Linked DNA regions of Homo sapiens: all the other regions are linked to region 1. The links are chromatin contacts, found by Hi-C or POLR2A ChIA-PET in ENCODE. All regions are on one chromosome and are shown on one strand. The core of a region is the stretch at or near the end of the contact, and the rest is flanking DNA. Distances in the headings are between cores, read along the strand shown. Region 1 holds the start of FMNL1 (formin like 1). Region 2 holds the start of TMUB2 (transmembrane and ubiquitin like domain containing 2). Region 3 holds the start of UBTF (upstream binding transcription factor).

What was found. A loop is a pair of places that touch in the nucleus more often than their neighbours do. ChIA-PET counts read pairs that join two places held with the same protein, here RNA polymerase II (POLR2A). Pooled maps may share reads with other maps.
Region 2: a loop to region 1 is called in a pooled map, with 6 times the contacts of the local background. The contact joins the promoter of TMUB2 here to the promoter of FMNL1 in region 1. A Hi-C loop is called at or near these places in 6 of 50 pooled maps. POLR2A ChIA-PET finds 5 or more read pairs at or near these places in 4 of 52 experiments (activated B cell, activated CD4-positive, alpha-beta T cell and activated naive CD4-positive, alpha-beta T cell).
Region 3: a loop to region 1 is called in a pooled map, with 8 times the contacts of the local background. The contact joins the promoter of UBTF here to the promoter of FMNL1 in region 1. A Hi-C loop is called at or near these places in 3 of 37 single-sample maps with no recorded cell type and 9 of 50 pooled maps. POLR2A ChIA-PET finds 5 or more read pairs at or near these places in 3 of 52 experiments (activated B cell, activated T-cell and naive thymus-derived CD4-positive, alpha-beta T cell).

Annotation. Positions count from the first base shown.
Region 1 is chr17:45,219,893-45,223,821 of GRCh38, forward strand. FMNL1 (formin like 1) reads left to right here and starts at 1,993. Exons shown (of 27, transcript NM_005892.4): 1 at 1,993-2,361. The coding sequence starts at 2,233. FMNL1-DT (FMNL1 divergent transcript) reads right to left here and starts at 1,873. Exons shown (of 3, transcript NR_147507.1): 1 at 1,457-1,873; 2 at 376-562. RefSeq lists silencers at 1,568-2,017, 2,028-2,077, 2,358-2,467, 2,390-2,684 and enhancers at 2,531-3,031, 3,032-3,532, 3,868-3,929.
Region 2 is chr17:44,185,233-44,189,161 of GRCh38, forward strand. It overlaps TMUB2 (transmembrane and ubiquitin like domain containing 2), which reads left to right and starts at 1,740. Exons shown (of 4, transcript NM_001076674.3): 1 at 1,740-1,877; 2 at 2,444-2,511; 3 at 3,790-3,929. The coding sequence starts at 2,477. ASB16-AS1 (ASB16 antisense RNA 1) reads right to left here and starts at 1,485. Exons shown (of 3, transcript NR_049730.1): 1 at 1,333-1,485. RefSeq lists an enhancer at 1,064-1,598.
Region 3 is chr17:44,218,035-44,221,963 of GRCh38, forward strand. UBTF (upstream binding transcription factor) reads right to left here and starts at 1,641. Exons shown (of 21, transcript NM_014233.4): 1 at 1,411-1,641; 2 at 138-262. The coding sequence starts at 195. All of the region lies in intron 1 of ATXN7L3-AS1 (ATXN7L3 antisense RNA 1), which reads left to right. RefSeq lists silencers at 368-537, 588-1,607, 1,367-1,531, 1,658-2,347, 2,858-3,077 and an enhancer at 3,792-3,929.

The sequences.
Region 1 (3,929 bases), core at 743-3,242:
TACTAAAAATACAAAAATGAGCTGGGTGTGGTGGCACGCACCTGTGGTCCCAGCTACTGAGGAGGCTGAGACTGGATAATTGCTTGGACCTGGGAGGTGGAGGTTGCAGTGAGCTGAGACCGAGCCACTGCACTCCAGCCTGGGCAACAGCGAGAGACTCCATCTTAAAAGAAAAAAAAAAGTCTTCCACGACAGTTATCTTATAGAGACAAGAAGAAGAAGAAAGAAGGAGAAGAAGAGGAGGAGGTCCTAGCTAATCTCAAGGGCAAGGACCCAAGGGCAAGGCTCTGGTCTGTCTGAGAAGGAGAATATGGCAGTGTGCAGGGAATGGATCATTTTCCCTGCATGCCCAAGGAGAATTCTGCTTTGACTCACCTTGGAGGTCCTTGGTCAGGCCACGAAACCAGTGATCACATCTCTCACCCATCTGGGGTGCTGGTGACCTTGGCAGAAGAAAGGCTTAAACCAGGTCAGCCTGGGGGAAGGGGCTGGCTCCTTCCAGGGTCTTCCTCCAGATTAGATGTTAACTCTCCGTCTCTTGCTTAAAGTCTTGTCAGTGGCTCTGAATGTGAGGGCAGAAGGAGGAGGATGCTGTCAGGGGAGGGGACACTAATGGCTCCTGACCTGGCCTAGAGATAATTCGGGGCTCCTTCAGCGGGCCCTCCCTCCTCAGTGCCCTGGAAGTGTAGGGAGGGGTCAGTTGGGGATCCCCACAAATTAAATGGGGAATGAGAGGAGCAACTGAAAGTCTCAAATTCAGGCTATAGATGGGACCCCAGCCCCCCATACTCTCCCGTCCTACATGAGATGGGCAGTGGAGGGCCAGGACAGCAACTCCAAGCCAGTGTAGGTTTTGGAGGTAGACAGTGAGGAGGCTTGCTTCTGTCCTTTGTTAGCTGAGTGCCCTTGGACAGCTTACTTACCTACTCTCAGCCTCAGTTTCCCCATCTCTAAAATAAGGCTACCAATACCTACCTTCTCTGGCCATTGTCAGGATGAATGAAAGAGCTCTGAAAGTATTTCTGTAATTAGCAGACATCAGAGATTGTTATTCTCCAAGGTAAGAGGCCCCCCTAGATCCCTGGCGGTGACAGTGTCAAGATTCTTTTTCCCTCCTCTGCGGTGCCCACTCCTTTTCCAGCCTTGTGGCTGGCTCTCATCCTCCTTTCCGCAACCCCCCACTCCTCCTTGGGACCACCTTGGCGGGCCCAGCTTCTCGCAGCCTGCCATATTCCATAGGTGCCCCCATTCTAAAACCTGTAGGGGTGCCCTGCACAGGCGCACGGTTGGTCGAGGTGGGACAGGTGGCGGGGGTCTCCACTGGCCTGCGTCCGCGCCCCCCACCCTGTTTAGGAGTTCCTGTTTGGAGATGGCTCCCCCTCGTCCTCAGCTCGTCTCTGGGCTAAGCAGGGGAGGAGAGAAATAAAAGGTGGGGGGCCTGGAAGGGGGTTCCCACCTTCTCAGTCCGGGACGCGAGACGGGAACGCAGCCCTGGCGCCCCAACGCTGCACCACCGTGGGTCTCCGAGCCGTGCTCGCAGTCGCTGAGATCCTCGGTGCGGAGAAGATGTGCCCCTCCAATCCCCAGGCCGTGATCCCCTTCACCCAGACCCGGCCAATCCCTCGCCCGAGGCGAGCGGGAGGATGCGGTTCTAGGACCCGGAGGCGCCGCCGAGCGCGCCGCCGCCTCGGCCTCGCCTCGGTGGCCTCCCGCTCCGGCAGGTGAAGCGGCGCCGGCCGCCCCCTCTGCGGCAGGTGAAGCGGCTCGGCAGCCCACTCCCCGCCCGCCATGGTTGCGGGGGTCCCCCGGCCAGCGCCCGCCCCCTCCCTCCAGCCCGCCCCCCTGGGGCTGGGTGCCCGGCGGCGGCGGCGGCGAACTGCGGTTTGCGCGCACGGGGAGCGACAGCAGAAGTTCGAAAATCGCCGAGGGGGGAGCCAGCGCCGCAGCTTCCTGCCCCCGGCCCAGCCCTCTGGCCCCGGCGGCCTGCAGCCTGACTTCCTCCCCCAACCCTGCAGCTCGCCGCCCGGTCCCACGGACGGGGCCGCCCCGATGGGACGCCGCGCTCCGGCCCCTGCGCGCCGCTGAGCCGAGCGCCCCCCGCTGCCGAGACCCCCGCCGCCACCGCCAGCCGCTGCCCCCTCGCCCCCGCCCGGGCCGGGAGCCTCGTCCCCGTCCCCCGGAAAGCTGGATTTCCGAGGCTGGAGGCGCCTGGCCGGCTGGGTGGGGACCACCATGGGCAACGCGGCCGGCAGCGCCGAGCAGCCCGCGGGCCCCGCCGCGCCGCCCCCCAAGCAGCCCGCGCCTCCCAAGCAGCCGATGCCCGCGGCCGGAGAGCTGGAGGAGAGGTTCAACCGCGCCCTGGTGAGTGCGACCCGGAGGCGGGTCGGGCGCGGGCGGGGGGCGGCAGGGGCGCGGCAGGGGCTGGGCGCGCGTCCCCGCCCCCGGGGACTCAGGTGCCGCTTGGAGATCCCCGGTCCGGCAGCTGCCCCCTCCAGGAGGTGGGAGCGACAGTGGCCTTTTTTTCAGAGTGACTTAGCACTCTCCCCCCAAAACTTTCTTCAGTTATCGCCCGGTCTCCCTCCCTAAGACGCCTCCACCCCAGCTGGGTCTTAAGGTCTAAACAAGTATGTCCTGTGAAGAAGTTGGGAGCGGGGCACGCACAGGGGTCCCGGGTCGCCCCCTTCCCCACTGCACGCAGGCCCAGCCACCGGGCGCGGGTCTGGGGCATCTGCCTTTCTGTGTCTGGAGTCAAAGATGAAAGGGTTACAACCTCCCGGGAGCGGGAGACCTGCTGGAGGTGTTGGGTCCTGATTTGTTGGGCGCCTGGGCTGCGGGGAATGGGGTTGTCGGATCATGGCCAGGAGGTATCTGTGTTTCTACCCCGCCATATGTCAGAGCCAGGGTGCCTGTGGGTCTTTATCTTGGGGCATCCTTTCCAAGCCACTGAAGGGAGTAAGATGAGGGAGGGTGGGGTCAGGACGGGTGGGTCGCCCAGGCTAGGGGTGGAGCAAAATCTGGAACCACCCCCCTCTGTGCCTACCTGGGGAATTGGAGCGGGGTCGCTGGGGAATAGGTCTCTGGGAGGGAACCAGCAGCTCAGGCCGAGCCTGGAAACAGTCAACATGTTCAGTGGGGTGGGGGCTCCAGAGCAGACTCAGGGGTCTCCAAGACCCTGCATAAGGCAGAAGTAGGGAGAGGAAGAGCTGCTCACTCTCACTCTCCCCACCCCCGACGCCCTGGCCCTGGCTCCCTCCTCTAACTAATTGCCTGGTGGCCTGCCTGCTGTCAGCCTTCCCTTGCTGGACGCTGGGTGACAGGCAAAATGAGGCTGTGCCTTCTCCCAGATGCATTTCCCAGTCCCTGCAGGTCTGAGGGTGGGGGCTCAACGGAGACACAGGCCGCAGAGGGTTCTGGCTCAGTTGGTGGCCCTCCATCTCCTTGACATCATTTCCCCTCGCCTGGCTGGTCATTAGGCCATACGTGCTAGATCCTCAGCATGGCTCCAGAGGGTCACCTCCTAACAGTTCCTGAAAATGTTGGCTTCTGTCCTCTCCCAAGAGAAGGCTGGGGGGAGTTTGGAGGAGCTATGGGGTGGCGAGGGATCCATCCTTGTGAAGACACCTTGCTTGATTAGAGGAGGGCAGGGACACTGAGGGACGCCTCACACCAGGCTGGCCCCTGACTTCTCCATCTCTCCACCTGCCCTGCTCCCCGCTCCCCAAGCATAGGACTTCACAAAGCTGAGCTGAGCTGAGCAGATGGGGGAGGGGGGAGAATGAGGAGACACAGTCTCTGGGGGCCATCTGGAGAGCCTGCATTGGTGGTGGGTCCTTGGACCCCTGCCAACCTGGTTGGAGGGACATGGGTCTGTCTTTCCGCCAAGTGTGTGTCTATGGTCGCGGGTGTGGGCTCTTGGGGTGAGGTCCTGA
Region 2 (3,929 bases), core at 490-2,989, 1.0 Mb before region 1:
AAGGACTTACAAAAAAGAAGCTAGACACCGAAGAGGATACACAGTTGGATTCCATTTATAGCAAGTACAAAAACAGGAAAAACTAATGTATGGTGACAGACGTCAGAATAGTGATTACTCTTTGGAGGTTAATGGCTAGAAGAAGACATGAAGGGGGAGATTCTGGGGTAATTCTTTCTTTTTTTTTTTTTTCCTGAGACAGAGTCTCGCTCTGTCACCCCAGCTGGCGTGCAGTGGCTCCATCTCAGCTCACTGCAACCTCCGCCTCCCAGGTTCAAGCCATTCTCCTGCCTCAGCCTTCTGAGTAGCCAGGATTACAGGCGTGCGCCACCACGCCCGGCTAATTTTTGTATTTTTAGTAGAGACGGGATTTCACCATGTTACCCAGGCTGGTCTTGAACTCCTGACCTTGTGATCCGCCTGCCTTAGCCTCCTAACGTGTTGGGATTACAGGCGTGAGCCACCGCGCCAGTCCTAATTATCTATTTCTTGATCTAAGTGCTACTTCTGCCAGTGTTCAGTTGGTAGAAGCCACCGAGCTTTTTGCTTATGTTTGCCCCTGTCTGGATTATTTATCCTTTAATCAGTAGTTCTCCAAAACCCCAAACTCCAGCGCTTTTTTTTTTTTTTTTGGAGACAAGGCCTCCCTGTCGGGTGCAATGCAGTGGCTCAGATCATAGCTCACTGCAGCCTCGAACTCCTGAGCTCAAGCGATCCTCCCACCTCTGCCTCCCAAAGCGGTGGGATTACAAGAGTAAGCCACTCCCCCCGGCCACAGTAAGTTTTTAGAAAAAATTTTAATTGCGGCCGAGCGCGGTAGCTCACGCCTGTAATGCCAGCACTTTGGGAGGCCGAGACGGGGGCGGATCACCTGAGGTCGGGAGTTCGAGACCAGCCTGACCAACATGGAGAAACCCTGTCTCTACTAAAATACAAAATTAGCGGGGCGTGGTGGCGCATGCCTGTAATCCCAGCTACTCGGCAGGCTGAGGCAAAAGAATCGCTTGAACCCGGGGGGGCGGAGGTTGCAGTGAGCCGAGATCGCGCCATTGCACTCCAGCCTGGGCAACAAGAGCGGAACTCCCGTCTCAAAAAAGAAAAAATTTTAACTGCAAAAATCTGGATAAGTTCTTGAAAGCTGGACTTTTCCCCCTTTTTGTGTCCTAAGCCTGCGCCGAATCTGTGCCTTCTTTGAAATGCTTTCCCGCCTTCTTTCTCCGGGTCCCACACTACCTGGGGCCGCACTCTTCAAGCACTGGATGCTGACTAACTGGTCTCCTTATCTGTCTTCCCGACTGGCCCAGAGCTGAGTTCTTACTAATCCCCGCTAACCTGGAGTTAGGTGCGCGTTGCAAAGCAGTAACGAATCCAATCAGCCGGGGAGGCAGACAGCAGGGCCGGAAGAACAAAGCTGGAAAGGGAAACGTCGCACCGGCTCTGCCCAGCGGCGCCAGCCCGGGCAACCTTCCGCAGTCGCGAAGCCACGCCCCTTTCCCAAGTACCTCCGCGCTAACTCCTCCCCCCTGGCCCCGCCTCTCACCCTGGATTGCCTAAGGCCCCGCCCACCAGGCGTGGCCCCGCTCTGGGAGGGCCGCAATCCCGCCAACAATGACTCCACCCCTCCTTCCGCTGAGAAACCTGTCCCTTTTATTTAAAGAATACCTTTTACGTCAGCCCGTCTTACGCAGCTTCGCGTCATCAGTGCAAGGCGCGGAGGCGGGACTTCCTGTCCCTGGTATAACAGCTTCCGGGAGAAGCCGGAAGAGACCGGACCCTGAACAGAATCGCAGATTGCCAGCCCTTTTCCCGACCCCTACGGAAAGACGAGTCCAGGGGCCGTCCTGGCGAGGTCAAAACATTTAGTCTGGTCTTTTCAGGTGAGGACTTCCCCATCCAGGCACAGTGCCGGTCCAATCCCCCTTTAATTTCCCATGACTCCTCGCGTCCTGAAGCCCCGCCCCCAGTTCCCCAGCCCCGCCCCGAAGTTTGAGGGGTGTGGACGGTTTGTGACCCCCTTAGCCGACCCTACTCCTCACTGGCCGGGACAACTGGTCTTATCACGGAGGCTGGGGCCAGGCAGCCCTTCGGTTCGGGTGGGCCCATGGACCCCAGTCCAACGCCGAGGGAATAGGACCATCCAAAAGCGGAACCTTCGCCTCAGAAAAAGGGTGCGGGACCCCTCCTCACCGTGCGGTCACGGTACGGACAGGGTAGATCACAGGCTGAGGGACAGAGCAAAGACCCCTGAGGCCGGACACCTGGGGTCCTGCCGGGCCCCTCCCCACGAGAGTTCCCTGTGTCTGTGCCAATCGTTTTCGTCTTTCTTTGCCGCAGTTTCTTTTCCTGTAAATCATGGTTAATAACATTAACCTTCTTACCATCAGGGGTTAGTTGTGGTTGTGATAAATAATTACTACCGTTATTAAGCAATTGCAATTTGCAGTGTGCCAGGCACTGTGCCAAGTATTTTGCTTCGATGATTTCACGTCATCTTCAAAACAACCTCATGAGGTAGGTACTGTTTTTAACCCCATTTTACTGATGAGAAAGCTGAGGCTCTGAGAAAGTTGTCTGAGGTGTTATAGCTAGTAAGACGCAAGACTGGGGTTATAATTAGTTGTTTTTCTAACTCCAGGGCCGGTATATTAAATAAGGATGTTGATGTGTTCCACAGATAATTCTTTGAGCAACTACTGGGGCATTATATTGGACACTTCAGTACCAAGAGAAATACATACGATCCTTGTCTACCAGGAGTCTAATAGAAAGATGGACAGGTACATAAGTATAATGAAGTTTTATAGGTGCTGTGAGAATAGTCTGATAATGGTAATCACCAGACTGGATTTGCCCAGGGACAGCTGTGAAAGCAGCAGATTCTCCAAGGGAAATAGTAGGTACTCCAAGGAGCAAGCAGGGACCCTTCCTGCCTTTCTAAGAAACTGCAGCAGCAGAACCTTCACAGTGAAAGAAGAGAGACTGAGATATGGATTGTGAGAGCTGTTATGGAATCTTTTTCAAATCACTCCACTTGGGGAGTGGTCATTGCAGGAGTGGGCCCATGGTGACCCAGGAAGGTGGTGCTTCTGGTGTCTGTCCCAAGTTGCTCCCCAGGGCTTGCCAGAAGTTTCAGAGGCGGCACATAATGTCTGCTGCATAGTATCTGCCCGCGGTCCCTACAGAGTTATCGTTTTAGATTTGTCTGACTCTGCTTTTGATGGTAGGTCAGTTTTCTTTGGCTCTTGACATCTGGCAGCCTGGATCTGTGACCAGGAATGAAATAGGCTCAAATGAGACAATCTGGCAGGGATGGCTAAACAGTGCTTCCAGGGGGGCCCCACAGTAAAATATTCCAGGCTTTTGGGTCTCTCTGAAGCCACTTTGGAGGCTGCTTAGGAGGCATATTTGCTTGACCAAGCGATAGAAATCCTAGAGAAACTCAGGCCTCAGCAAAGATTTTTCCTCATTCACCAAAAAAGCAACAACAGTAGCAGCAGCAGCAAGGCTGTGGGCTTTTCCTGCTGATCCACACTCATTGGGAAGTTGGAGTTTGAGAGAGGAAGGTCACAGAACGTGAAAGCAAGAGTTTCACAATAGAGGCAAAGGGTAGGGTAGGTCTTTAGGTTTAGGTTGGGGTGCCGGAATTAGGAAGGTTTGTGCCCCCTTCTACACAACACTGAACTCCTTTTTTTTTTTTTTCAGGGCTGGGTCAGTTAGAACCTAAACAAACTAGAGACCTGGTTGCAACCCCTCAGGCTCTGCTGATGCTGTCCCCCTTTGTTCCTGCAGCGTGGACCCTGCCAGCAGCCAGGCCATGGAGCTCTCTGATGTCACCCTCATTGAGGGTGTGGGTAATGAGGTGATGGTGGTGGCAGGTGTGGTGGTGCTGATTCTAGCCTTGGTCCTAGCTTGGCTCTCTACCTACGTAG
Region 3 (3,929 bases), core at 391-2,890, 1.0 Mb before region 1:
TTCATAAATACTCAAGGCACTTTCTCCCCCAGTTCAGTGTATGCAGACTGAAAAAGCCCTTGAAGAAGGGAGTGAGCCCCGCAGCCACGAGGGAAAGAGGGTTTAAGTTTCAGAGGGCCGGGGGTGGATGCCCCTACCTTGGCCTTTGGGGGCGGCCATTTCCAGGTCTGTGGGGCAGTCGGCTTCTCCGTTCATCCTCCAGCTGTCCAGCCACCTCCTCGGTCGTGCTGGCCGGGCAACCCGGGGTCAAAGCCACCTCACCCTTTGGAAGACATACCAGTTCCCACTCAGGAAGGCTGAGAGGTGAACGACTAACGACTTTCTAACCGCCCAGAGTAGAAGGGGGCAGGTCCACACTCTGAGAGACTCAGCCATGACCTTATTAGACTTAAGGGGTCTATGGGAATGGGAGTGCGCCCCTCCTCTTCCTCGTGACCCCCTCCCCCAGCCCCTGCAGCCCGGCTCCGCGGCGCGCGCCCTCCCCTGGCCACGCGAGGGCCTGCTCCTAGCTCCCGCGTGCAGCGAGCGCCCGCCCTCCGCCCCGCTTCCCAACCCCAGCCAAAAAAAAAAAAAAAGAAAAAATCTCCTCCTCCTCGGAGCGCCCGCCCCGGGGAGGCCCCAGGCTGGAGGGCGGGGGAAGAGGAAGGGCGGGTAAAGGGCGCGCGCGGCCACGGAAGCGGGCACGCGCCCCAGTCTCCTCCTCCCGCCTCCCCCCGGCCGGTTCCCCCCGCCTCCGCAACCCGGCGGGGACCCGGACGCAGCGCAGCCGCCGCCAGCCCCGGAGCGGAGCGGCCGCACCGCCCCCGGGGACCGGATCCGGATTCCCGCCGCTCCCCCCTCCCGGGCTCCCTTCGCCGTCCCCGCCCGCACAGGCGGGCAAGCAGCCGGAGAGAAGCGGCCTAGCCTGCCCCCCGCCCCCGAGCCACCCACCCCGGCCAGAGGCGCCGCCACCGCCCAGCCACCCCGACGCGCACGGAGGAGCCCGGCACAGAGGCGCGACCGCGGCGGGAACCGCCGCCTCCTCCCCCGAGCCTGCGGCCCAGCCCCGCCGGCGCCCCCGCCCCGGCCTCCGGGGAGCCGAGCCAAGGAGAGGGCGGGAGGACGGCGGCCGGGAGGCGGGGGCGCAGCGCTCACCGGCCCCGCCGCCCCCTCCGGCGGCCGGGGAGAACTGCGCCTGCCGGCTCCGAGAAGCGCGGGCTCCTCCGCCAGCGGCCGGGGCTCGGCTCAGGCCTCGCTTCCTGCCTTCCCCTCCCCCGGCTCTCGGCGTCCTCCCAAGTGCCCTGGTCTGCTCGCGCCCGGTCGCCTGCTCGGTGGTCGCTTCGGGTCCCCGCTGGGCGCCCACCGCACCCCGCGGTTCGCTCCCGCCGTCCGGCCCCGACCCCAGCGCGCGTCCTCAGCCGCCTCGGTTACCCGGCGCAGCGCGGCCTCCGGGCTTCCCGCTCCAGCGGCTCCCTCCCTGGCTCTGAGTGGCGGCGCCCTCCCCCGCTCGGCCGGGCACAGCCGCAGCTCCCTCCCGCGGCGGCAGCGGCTCCTCCTCCGGGCGAGGCGGCGGCGCTGGGGCGGCGGCTGCTGCTGCTGTGGCGGCGGCGGCGGCGGCGGCGGCTGTGGCTGCTGCCTGCTGCTCCTCGCGGCGAAAAGCACAAAGCACAGCGCCCTCCGCCTGCAGGCAGCCCGCCCGCCGCCGGCCCCGGCCTCAGCTCGCACACCCCCCGCCGCCGCCGCAGCCTCAGCCGCCGGAGCGGGGAGGAGGAGGGAGAAGGGAGGAGGAGGAGCGGGAGGGGGGGCGGGAGAAGCGGGGCAGCGAGCGCGTCCTTCCCCGTAGAGCGCACACCGACCCCCGGGGAGCGAGCGCCAGCCCGCCCGCCTCGCCGGCTCCGCTCCCTCCCACAGCCTGCCCGGGCGGGCTCCGCGGGGGGCAGCTGGGAGGAGGGGCGGGAGCTGGGGGGACCCGGGCGGCCGAGGCGGAGGGAAGGAAGGAGGGGAGGGGGGTGGTGGTGGTGGTGCTGGCGGCGGCGGCGGCTGCTGCTGCTGCTGCTGCCGCCGCCGGGGAAGGGGGGGGGGGCCGGGGCAGGGAGACACGCAGCCGCCCGGATGGCGGCGGGGCTCGGAGCCTAGGCGGGCGGGCGGGCGCCGAGAGCGACCTCGCCAGACCCGCGGGGGAACTAGCAGGCTTCGCCGGCGAGGGAGGGCCGAGGTGCGGCCGCGGAGAGGGTGCCCGGAGGTGCCCCCGGCGTCCGGGGAGGCTCGGGGGGCGCCCACAGCCCTGCTCCGGAGCTCTCCCCCAAGTTCTCCCAGCTCAGACTAGGGCTTCCAGGCCAGCTCTCTCCCGCCTCCCGGAGCGAGCGGTCCGCGCCCACCCTCATCCCCCGGAGCGTGGCCGCTGGTTTGGGGCGCACGCACGCCGATCGCGGCGTCCAGCTTCGGTGCCTACCTCGCGGTCCTCTCCTTGCCGAACGGCACATACGAAACTTAAAAAAAAACCCGAAAACTAAAACCTCTGCATTAAAAAAAAAAAATCCCCGTTGCTCTTTACACCCCGGAAACGGCAAGGGAACGACGGGCTCCGGCGGAGGGGCCGCTGTGGGAGCCGGTTCAATCCAGCCCGGCATGGTTCTCCAGGCCTGCCCGGGCGCATGAAGATCGGCGCCGCCGCCACTCGTAGCAACCCCTCTCCCCCGAAATCCGCGGCTCCCGGGCTCACTTACCGAGCGTGTGGATGGGAGCGCAGGCCGGGGGCACCTGGGAGCACGGCGGGCCGAACAGTCGAGCCGCAGCTCCGCTGCAGCCGACGCCGGGGCAGCGAGTCGCCAGACAAAGCCCGAGATGGCGAAGCGGAGCGACGGCTAATGGCGAGCCCCACGCGCCGCGCTCCGCCCGCCCCGCTCCGCCCGCCCGCCCGCCCGCCTCGGCGCAGCGCAGCGCCGCTCCGAGCGCTTGCCCGTCAGAGCCGCCTCGGCGCCGCCGCCTCCCGGGCCACCCCGGCCTCGCCTGGCCCCTCCGCCTCCTCCGGGCGGCTCAGCCTCACCCCTTCCCTCCCACTGCTCTAGGGGTTGCACAAAAAAAATTTTTTTTTTTTAAAGAAAAATGGTTTTCGTCTTTTTTTTTTCTTTTTGCAGGGCGGGCATGTTGAGACTTTTGGATATTTCTGCCCCCAGCTCGCACTCACCTGCGGAGCCGCCGGGAGGGCTAGGGGTGGGGGCGCGCGGGGCTGGAGCCGGCGAGCGCGGGTTGAAAGCCAGCCAAGCTCTGCAGCGCCCGACCCGGGCGTGTACGCCGCCGCCAGTCCCCGCAGAGAAATCGTCCTCCTACCCCGCCTCCATCGCTCTGCGTTTCTCTTCCAATCAGCCGGTCGCTTGGTGGCTCCTCCATTCTCCGGCCAAGCCCAGCTGCCTAGAGCGAGCTCCACTCCTCCATCTGTTCGCCGGGGTCCTCGCTCCCCTGCCGGGGCCGGCGAGACGGCGTGAGGCCGGAGGGGGATTTGCAAGGAAACCTGCCTGCTTCCCGCTCCCATTGCTCCATCCCCGCTGCCTCCTGCCTCCTGCTTCTCTCCTGCGTCTTTCCAACTCTCCCCTGTCGCCACTGGTGTGTGTCTGAGTGTGTGCGCGGTTTTTTTTTTTTAATTGCTCTTTGCTTTTGCAACCCTGAAGCAAAAGGGGGGGGGGGTAGTTACAGGGAAAAAAAAAGCGAGAAAGAAGCTCTTAGATTTGCAACACATCGGAAAACCGGGGGAGCACCCCGCCTTATCCGATCTCCATGCTCCGCAAGGGCCTTCCGGGTTTTAGGACAAGCTTCTCAATGTCCCGTTTCGCTGGGTTTAGGATCCGAGGAGTCCGAGCAAAAAGTTCTCCCCCTGGGTCGTAGTGACGGGTGTCGGGGTGGGAGTTGCGGGGATTTTTCAAGAAGCAGCAGCTACCCCGGCGTCGGTCACT